Linked DNA regions of Homo sapiens: all the other regions are linked to region 3. Evidence: chromatin contacts called from ENCODE Hi-C or POLR2A ChIA-PET data. All regions are on one chromosome and are shown on one strand. The core of a region is the stretch at or near the end of the contact, and the rest is flanking DNA. Distances in the headings are between cores, read along the strand shown. Region 1 holds the start of SCG2 (secretogranin II). Region 2 holds the start of MRPL44 (mitochondrial ribosomal protein L44). Region 3 has its middle 58 kb from the start of KCNE4.

Evidence for each region. Hi-C counts contacts between places; a loop is a spot of excess contacts on that map. ChIA-PET counts read pairs that join two places held with the same protein, here RNA polymerase II (POLR2A). Pooled maps may share reads with other maps.
Region 1: a pooled map shows a loop between it and region 3 (2.5-fold over the local background). The contact joins the promoter of SCG2 here to the enhancer-like site in region 3. A Hi-C loop is called at or near these places in 5 of 168 maps with a recorded cell type or tissue (IMR-90, MCF 10A, dorsolateral prefrontal cortex and 2 more) and 12 of 50 pooled maps.
Region 2: a pooled map shows a loop between it and region 3 (4-fold over the local background). The contact joins the promoter of MRPL44 here to the enhancer-like site in region 3. A Hi-C loop is called at or near these places in 2 of 168 maps with a recorded cell type or tissue (posterior vena cava and sigmoid colon) and 3 of 50 pooled maps. POLR2A ChIA-PET finds 5 or more read pairs at or near these places in 1 of 52 experiments (Caco-2).

The regions. Positions count from the first base shown.
Region 1 is chr2:223,601,076-223,604,021 of GRCh38, reverse strand. It overlaps SCG2 (secretogranin II), which reads left to right and starts at 1,661. Exons shown (of 2, transcript NM_003469.5): 1 at 1,661-1,737.
Region 2 is chr2:223,956,130-223,958,829 of GRCh38, reverse strand. It overlaps MRPL44 (mitochondrial ribosomal protein L44), which reads right to left and starts at 1,367. Exons shown (of 4, transcript NM_022915.5): 1 at 1,179-1,367. The coding sequence starts at 1,357. RefSeq lists an enhancer at 1,283-1,452 and a silencer at 1,523-1,592.
Region 3 is chr2:222,993,134-222,995,833 of GRCh38, reverse strand. No RefSeq gene overlaps it. Among named protein-coding and RNA genes, the nearest start is that of KCNE4, 58 kb to the left of the region's middle. Within about 2 kb of position 1,338, at least 19 of the 41 ENCODE cell types and tissues checked have a DNase peak (open chromatin) inside an H3K27ac peak, as active enhancers do; they include dorsolateral prefrontal cortex and sigmoid colon, where a contact is called at or near this core.

The sequences.
Region 1 (2,946 bases), core at 412-2,911, 610 kb before region 3:
AATTTGTTGGATGAATTGGACATATAACCCCAGTCTGAGTGTATATGAATTCATATCAATCCACAAATGATGATCTCCTAGTCGTTTAGGAAAACCAAATAGGGAGAATCGAGGCACATTTTTCCAAGATTTTTTCTGTAAGACTTTAAGCCATTTCCTATTTTTTCGAGGAATTCAAAAGTACTAACATAGTTAGAAATCCTTGTAAGAAAACCTGATAGTGAGAAATCTCAGCTTAGGCCTTTTATTCCAGGACATTGTTTCCCCCTGAATTTCTAGGTTGAACCCATTGGCTATCCAAATGGTCCAAACACTGCTAGCTAACCTCTCTATTGATGCTTTCCAATTTATATGAAAATTATGTGTTTATTTGCATGTCATCCCCATTAGCTGAAAGGCTCATCAAAGGCAAAAAAATCACTTATTTTTGTATTAGTTAACAATTGTGCATTTAGCAATGTATCTGGCACCTAGTAGGTATTACAATTTATTGAGTCAGTGGCTGATTGTTCATTTAGCAGAAACACATGGGATCTCTTATATGGCAAGATTCTGTTGCATTCTTAAAGTATATGTCAACATATACAGTTTTTAGAAACTCATATCTTTAATAAAATAAAGTTTAAAATTTATATCCATATAAATTATTGAAATATATAATCAGGTTATCTGGTAAGGCAGAGGAATGATTATGAATTATAAATCTGAGAGGTTGAAAGTTAATTGCTGTATTATTCCCTGGATTGTTCACATTCATGGAAGGTATTCAACTCATCTGATTCAACAGGAGAAGGGAAATATTTATAGTACAACTTCCTTTCGATTGCAAATGAATTCTAGTTACGTATGTGTCACATTTTTCCCAAACAGTGAAAAGACTTTTTTTTTAAGTAGATGAAAGTATTTTCATCAGCACTCAACTTCTGAGCTTCCCTTTCTGAGATCAGATATTGTGAAAGACAGTAACAGAGATATAAAGAATTATTAGCTACTAAGCTTGAAGTCTGATAAATACCCATTTAAAAAACTATATAAGCTATTAAAGTTGGCTCTCATATAAAAGAGAGAGAACTCTCTGTTTTATTCAAATAAATATGATTTTAAAAGAATGATGGCTGTGGTCATGATAAGAAATATGGCCTTTCATATTTATAATGTGTCCTCCATTCATCTTGGTTATAACAGGAAATGGTAATGTAATTTCTTTGTGGGCAAAGATGAAAAAATAATCCTTGTCTGTAAAACTTTCTTACAACGACGACAACAATTACAACAGTGACACCAAGAAACTATTATAACAAGTTGCTAGAACATAGATGAGATTGTCTTGCAATTAGCCATGTCTGTCTGACACACATTTCTTTCTTTGTAAGAGAAATCGTGCAGAGCAGTTTATTCCGTCTCAAAGATTTTGATAAAAGAAAAAGGAAAACTGCAATTTTTGCCACAAAAAGACAGGTGGCGTAAGCATGCAACTTTTTTTTCTTTTCTTTTCTTTCTTTCTTTTTTTTTTTTTTTAAATATAAAGTGATTATTTTCTCTTGGTTCTTTGAAAAACCTCGCTTGTGCTGGGGTTTGTGGCTGAACCCGGTGACGTCAGTGTGGCAGTGCGGAGTCAGGCGCAGCGGCTCCCTATAAGCAGAGGAGCTGTCCGTGTGCTGAAACGGCCCGAGAAGCTCGCCCGGAGAACGGGGAGGAATATGCTGTGGAGCTCCTCTGCCATATAAACAAAAAGAGGTAAGGCTGCTTTTCTCTTTGATTTATTGGAAAGTTCCAAATTGCATGCTCTTCTTTTAATTCCTAGCTGAGAAGAAAAAGACTGTTTGGCAAGCTTATGTCGATAGGATAACTGAATAGCAACCTGCTGCTCATCAGCCAATGTAAGGACACTACATATGTGTATATACATGATCGGGTCTATGCTTTATACTACTTGATGTTGGATATTTACTAACCAGAATGTTACTTAGATAATCATATAAAAAAGAGTGAAAAAGTTAAGGATTTTAGTGTCAATACACAGATTAATGTAAAGTTAACCAAGCCCAATATCTTGTTTCTTTCCAAAATTTATTATTTCTGCCACTAAGAGCCAGATACGAAGCCAGGGGTATAATTTATATGTTTAATATTCTTAACAGTAGGTTTCCAATGATACAAAGGCTGTCAAGCATGTTAGTCATAAAGGCAACCCATTTTGGAACTAGGTTTTTTTTCTTTGATATTTATCTTACAAGAGCTCTGAATTAACTAACCACATAAAATTCTTTTCTGAACTTGTATATTTGAAAGAGCTTACATTATTATCTCCTAATTTTAGTTCTAAGATGTTAACTTAGGATTTTCCTGAACACTGGATTCTTCCTTTTTCCAGGGCAAAATATTATCTTGGGTTGTAATTTGGCTGTGACCATGAATTACAGAGAAATGATCATTTTGAATACATGATGAAAATACTCATAACTTTGTAAATTGTTATTGTTATTGCTATAATTTGATTTAAAGAGGATGTTCAATATGTTGCTAAAGATTTTGTCTGGGACAAGTATTTCATTTTTTCTGTATCCCAACTAGTTGAATTGCTTAAATTACATATAGTCACCTGCATGTGTCAATGCTCTAGCCTGAATTCAACAGAAAAGACATTTTAACTTGAGAGATTTTAATGATAGCTATCAGGGGAAAAATAATGTTCTAATTATTTGGATTTCAGAAAATTCAATTTTAAATCAAACCCCATATAGAATAGTAGAGCTGTTGAAACATCTTTACTACTTGAAAGAGCTGCTACCTGGGAAAAGAATCCTTTGGGTCTCACTCAAAGGCAATAACTATGTCATTCAAACTGAAGCTGAATAGTTAAGCAAAGGGTAGCACTTCTTAGGCTGTGGTTTAAACAACTGCAATGAGTAGTCTGCTTCAACTTTACAGCAAAGTGCAGTTCCA
Region 2 (2,700 bases), core at 118-2,617, 960 kb before region 3:
ATAAACATAACTTAGGTATACACTGGGAAACTAAAAAAGTCATGTGACTCGTTTTATTGTCGTGGTCTAGAACCAACCCTACAATATGTATGAGGTATACCTGTATCTGCATATAACCTATGCACATCCTCCTGTATACTTTAAGTCATCTCTGGATTACTTATACGTAACACAATATAAAACCCCTTTAAGAAACAAAGGGAAGCAAAGTATGAAAACCTAGGTTGAAAGTCGTAAGATATACATATAACATATACACCTATATAATCTGTCCAACCCATAAAGTTTCTTCCACCTTTGAGAGCCTAAAATACTTAATCTTATAATAAACAAGGGAATGGGAATTAAGAAGAGATTTTATTTTTTGCTATAATCTTCTCTGTTAGAAGACCGTTCCTACTGGTAGGAGTACAAAGTGGATCAACATTTTTTGGAGGGCAATGTTAAAGTACTAATAGCTTTCAAAATTTCATACTACACATGCGTCCCCTTTACGCGCTGTTACATAGGTTTTAATGGCAATAATATGGAGCTCATAGGCCCATATATACAGAGCCATAAAAAAGAGTGAGGTACATATCTTTGTAATACCATGACAACATGTCAAACACACATTATTAAAGAGAAAAAGCAAGATGAAGGAATTTAAATTATGTAAAGTATGATCTGGTTTGAAGCTATAAAAACCTGTGTCTCTCTCTGCCAAACCTGTTACCAGAACAGCATTAATTAGGGCAAAAATCTAAAGCTAACTTTTTTTCCTTTTACTCTAGACAGCAGAATTCAGGTTGTAGATTAATTTTTTTTCTCCTTAATTTACGATGCTGTGGGCTGCTTTCTTCCCGCTTATCGGAATTCTCAGGCATTACAAACGGGGACTACAACATCCAAGTCCACATAAGGAAGACCCTCCAGTTAGCCCCATTTCTCCCAATTTTCAGTAGCCAAAATCCTAAATGGTAGTTTCAAAACGTCGGGAACAGCCCGAAGCTCTACCGCCCGCGGCACAAATCCATTTTTTTTGCCTCAGGCCCCGCGCCCACAGCTCACGGGTGTCTCCATCGCAAACTTCCTAAGGCTTAACCCAGGGGCGCATCAGCCGCAGACACGACGCCGCGGGAAGAAGACCCAGTGTCTGCGACCGCCACCCTGAGACCTCTTCCCGAGGTGGCTCCTACCGGCGCACGGGCGGCGGCGGGCACCGCAGAAGGCGCTGCCGCTCTAACTCCTTCTGGAAGCGGAAGGCGGCGCGGAATCCCTTCTTCACTCCCCGAACCGGAGGGACCAGCTTGGGGGCGACTGGAGCCAGGAGGCAGCGATGTCCCTGCTGCAGCAATCTTACCAGCCCGGACGCCATTGCACGAGAGAAAACGATGGAAGACGGAACGAAAGTAGTCGGGCCAGTGTCCCCGTAACACACTTCCCCCGGAACCCGGAACGCGGAACGCGAAGAGAAGGCTGGGGCGGAGACAGCCCCCGGGGCGGGGCGACTGAGAGAGGGCAGGGGCGGAGACAGCCCCGGGGCGGGGTGATTGCGGCCGCCTTGAGGCTACGCTTGCGCTAGTTCTCTCCTCTCTTCGAGTTACTTTCCAATGATCCGGACTTGAGGGCGTTTGCGCCCAAAAGTTTCTGGGAGAAGTTGCTTCACCCTGTCACTCTCTTGTTCCTTCCTCTCTCGTTACAGCAAAACAAACAAAAATCTGTTTCGCTTTCAGGTTAAGGAAACATTTAAATCCTCAAAAAAAGAAAACATTTTTAATTTATATTTAGTGTTCTAGGCCACTACTGAGCAAGTATTTACCGAGCTTCTATTTTTGACCCAGCACGCCTCCAAAAGCCTTAGTTTTGGAAACCCTAGACTCAGAAATGTTGGCTTATCCAAAATTAAAATTTTTCTTTAAAAGCAATCTAATAGTACATATTTTTAAACATCCGGAAAATGACTGGAAAAAAACATAAAACGGTAATAGGGGAATTACAGTTTCTTCCTTCTTTATGTTAACACTCTTTAACAATGTAATTCTATTGCTTTCCTACCAAACTGTTAATACAGTACAATTTTTAAAAGAACATATTAAGTCACAAAGGGAGGCTTGTTTGAATTCCCAGTTTTGAGTTGCCTGCTGAACATCTAGACCCTCAAAGGGGCAATGCTTTCTGTGATCTCTTTGTTAAAGGCATCTGTGTCCCCAGCAGTCACCCAGATTGAACTCCTATGTCTTTGATTGTTTTTGTTTCGACAAACCCCCTCTTCGGTGCAGTTTCCACCAAGTGCTTTTTCCATTTATTTCCACTGCAGGTACCTGGTGGCTCTCCTCACCTCTTTCCGTGGTTAGTGTAATTGGCCTGGTACCTTCCTCCCTTCCCCAGACACAGCTCACCTACATTCATCTCTCTGAAACACAGACCACAAAGCATGTTATGACTTAGCCCGAGAATCTTCAGTGCCAGGATCATAGAACTCAATTTGGGTTTCTCAGCTTGACCATTTCAAAAGGGAGAATCTAAATGGTTCATCTCAGCTTATAAAAGGGTTCCCTTTGGGGAGGGAGAGAGCAAAAGAGGGGCTGAGCACACACCAAAAAACAAACTGATGGATTTCTGGTTGAAGGAAATTCTCCAAGAAGGGGTGAAAGGAGGTTACGATTGACCTTCTTGTTTCAATGTATGTAAAGTATTGAAAATTCATGGAACATCAAT
Region 3 (2,700 bases), core at 89-2,588:
TATCAATTAGGTAGGACATTTTTAGTTCCGTTGCTGACTGTGTCTAGGAACATAAATGAGGAAACCTCTGCCTCCCAGTCCAGCCCACTCTCTGATTTTCTCTATTTGGAAGTACTCTTCAGTGGCATAGACAGACTTTCTCTGTATGGTGGTTGTATTAGTCCATTCTCAAGCTGCTATGAAGAAATACCCGAGGCTGGGTAATTATAAAGAAAAGAGGTTTAATTGACTCATAGTTCTGCATGGCTTGGGAGGCCTCAGGAGACTTACAATCATGGTGGAAGGCACCTCTTCACAGGGTGGCAGGAGAGAGAATGAGTGCAAGCAGGGGAAATGCCAGGCACTTATAAAACCATCAGATCCCATGGGACTCACTCATTATCACGAGAACAGCATGGGGAAACTGCCCCCATGATTCAATTACCTCTACCTGGTCCCAGCCTTGACACGTGGGGATTGTGGGGACTACAATTCAAGATGAGATTTGGGTTGGTACACAGAGCCAAACGTATCAGTGGTGAAGTAGATTTTTAATTAGTGTGCTTCCTGTTCTCAAGCCCAGTGCAAGATTTCTTCTCAGAGCTCCAGCTCCAAACAGAAGAACCCTAAAGAAAGATTGGTCCGTCTCAGGTACCAGGCTCTTACCTGTATCATCAGAGTGGTCAAGAAAATGGGAATTTGTAATTAACCAGGCCTATACTGTGCAGCTTATAGGAAAGGAGGAGGATCCTATAATTAATTGTCCCACCAGAATCACAAATCTAAAGTATGAGAGATTTAATACTTCAACCAGGGTGTGCAGTGCTAGACACCCTAAACCCACATCTTCCAAGAGGAAAGGCTTCTACAATAATTGGAATATAGGATTATAAAGAAGAAATGAAAGGCCCACATTCCCTCAGAAAACCCTGCCCCAAAAATGTACAGAAGAGAAACACCTCTGGGCCAAGAGCTAAATGGTGTTTTTGCTTTTCATCCAGAAAGAGCCAAGATAATGCAAAGGGAATATTATTCTTTCCTAACTGATGCAAACTTCTGGGGAGAAAAACATACAAGTGCAAACGTTATGTTCAAATCTACATATGCGTAATACATTCATGAGCACCAGTGTATCATTGTGATTTGGCACTTAATATTTAACGAATCTAATATTTTTGTTTCTATGAATACTTCTCAGCTGCCTGGGATAGCCTGAAAGTTCCTAGTCTCATTTCCCTGGTGGTTCTTTGCCAGAGAATGTAACAGTGAAGGAAATCAAAAGGCCTTATTTCATCAGCTGACACTGGAGGGAACAGCACAGGAATCACAGACTGAGGCTGGCAACCAGCCCCCTTTCTCACAGAGGAAAATTACCAGAACTCTCTGCAGAGTGACTAAGAGCTGCCAGCAGTGCTGCCTCGTGTCCTCTTCTCATCTGAGACTGAGCAGATGCAGCTTTATAAACAAGATGGAGAGAGAAGCCAGGATTCCACTGTGAGACAGAGCAAGCCACCTCTGACCAGGTGGTCTTCCCATCATATCTATGGACACTGGGCAGACAGCATGAAACGCTAATGGGCAAAAGCACCACAGATGCTTCCTGAAACCAGGGCAGTGCTGAAAGTCAACAGAATGGGCGTCCTGGTTAGGGTGGGTATCGGCTTTTTCATAATGTGGTCAGGGAGACAGACGCTCCCAAGAAACCCGTTGGCTCATCCAGTTGTCTGGCAGAGATGAATCGATGTTAAGACACATCCCTGACTGTGCCTTCCATGCATCTGTTCTAGAACTGGAAAGTTGCCAAGACCCTGAGGACTCCCACAACAGAAAACAGAGGGAAAAAAAATTAAATTGGAATAGTGTATTGTAGGAGTAATAGAGATTTGCATTATTTGCCTGATGTTTATCGGTTTTTGAACCACATGCAAATAAAGAGCCTCTGACTTACTCCCTGCTGTATCCCAGCTCCTAGTAGAAAAGCTAGTTCATAGAAGTGCTCAAAACATATTTCATAAATGAATGAGAGACATTACCTAATTTTCCTCCATACCAATCCTAATCATGAAAAAGGCTGGTGTGTACATATGTGTGTTGTGTATGTGCATGTATTTCATTGAATCCCTGCTTCTGAAGTACTTCTGAAATAGTAAAGCTCCTAAAGTACCAAAGACCAGGAAAATATGACCTCGTGTCTATGTGTAGCTGGCTAGATGATGAAAGGATAATATGGTCTGGTCAGAATATCCTACTAATTGGAGATTTTGAGTCTAGTTATCCCAGGGATAAACCATACATTTGAATATTTTAATATTCAATTATCTTTTTTTCCCTTTGTGAGAAAGAACTGAAACATCTCTAAAAAGGAGCAAATGAAGACAGTTTCATCAAGACCAGCACTCTAGGGAAGGAGAGCCTTACCATATCAGTGAAAGAAGGAATCAGGAAATTATCAGCTAGCAGCTGAAATAGAACTGTTGTCTGTCGGTCCCTAAAATGCAACTAAAAGTCTCCTATGAACACCATCACCCATTGTCTCTTTTTATACCCCTCAAGTTTCTTGTTATCCCTTTCTGGTATCTCATCTCAGAAATACCTCTCCAGGGATAATTACTGACCACACCTACCTTGGACATTTTATTTAACCAATTTTTGTCCATATTCCTATTTCAAATGAGGGATAAGCCCCTTCCCTCACCTCTGCTCCTTTGAAGCTAGGTCCTA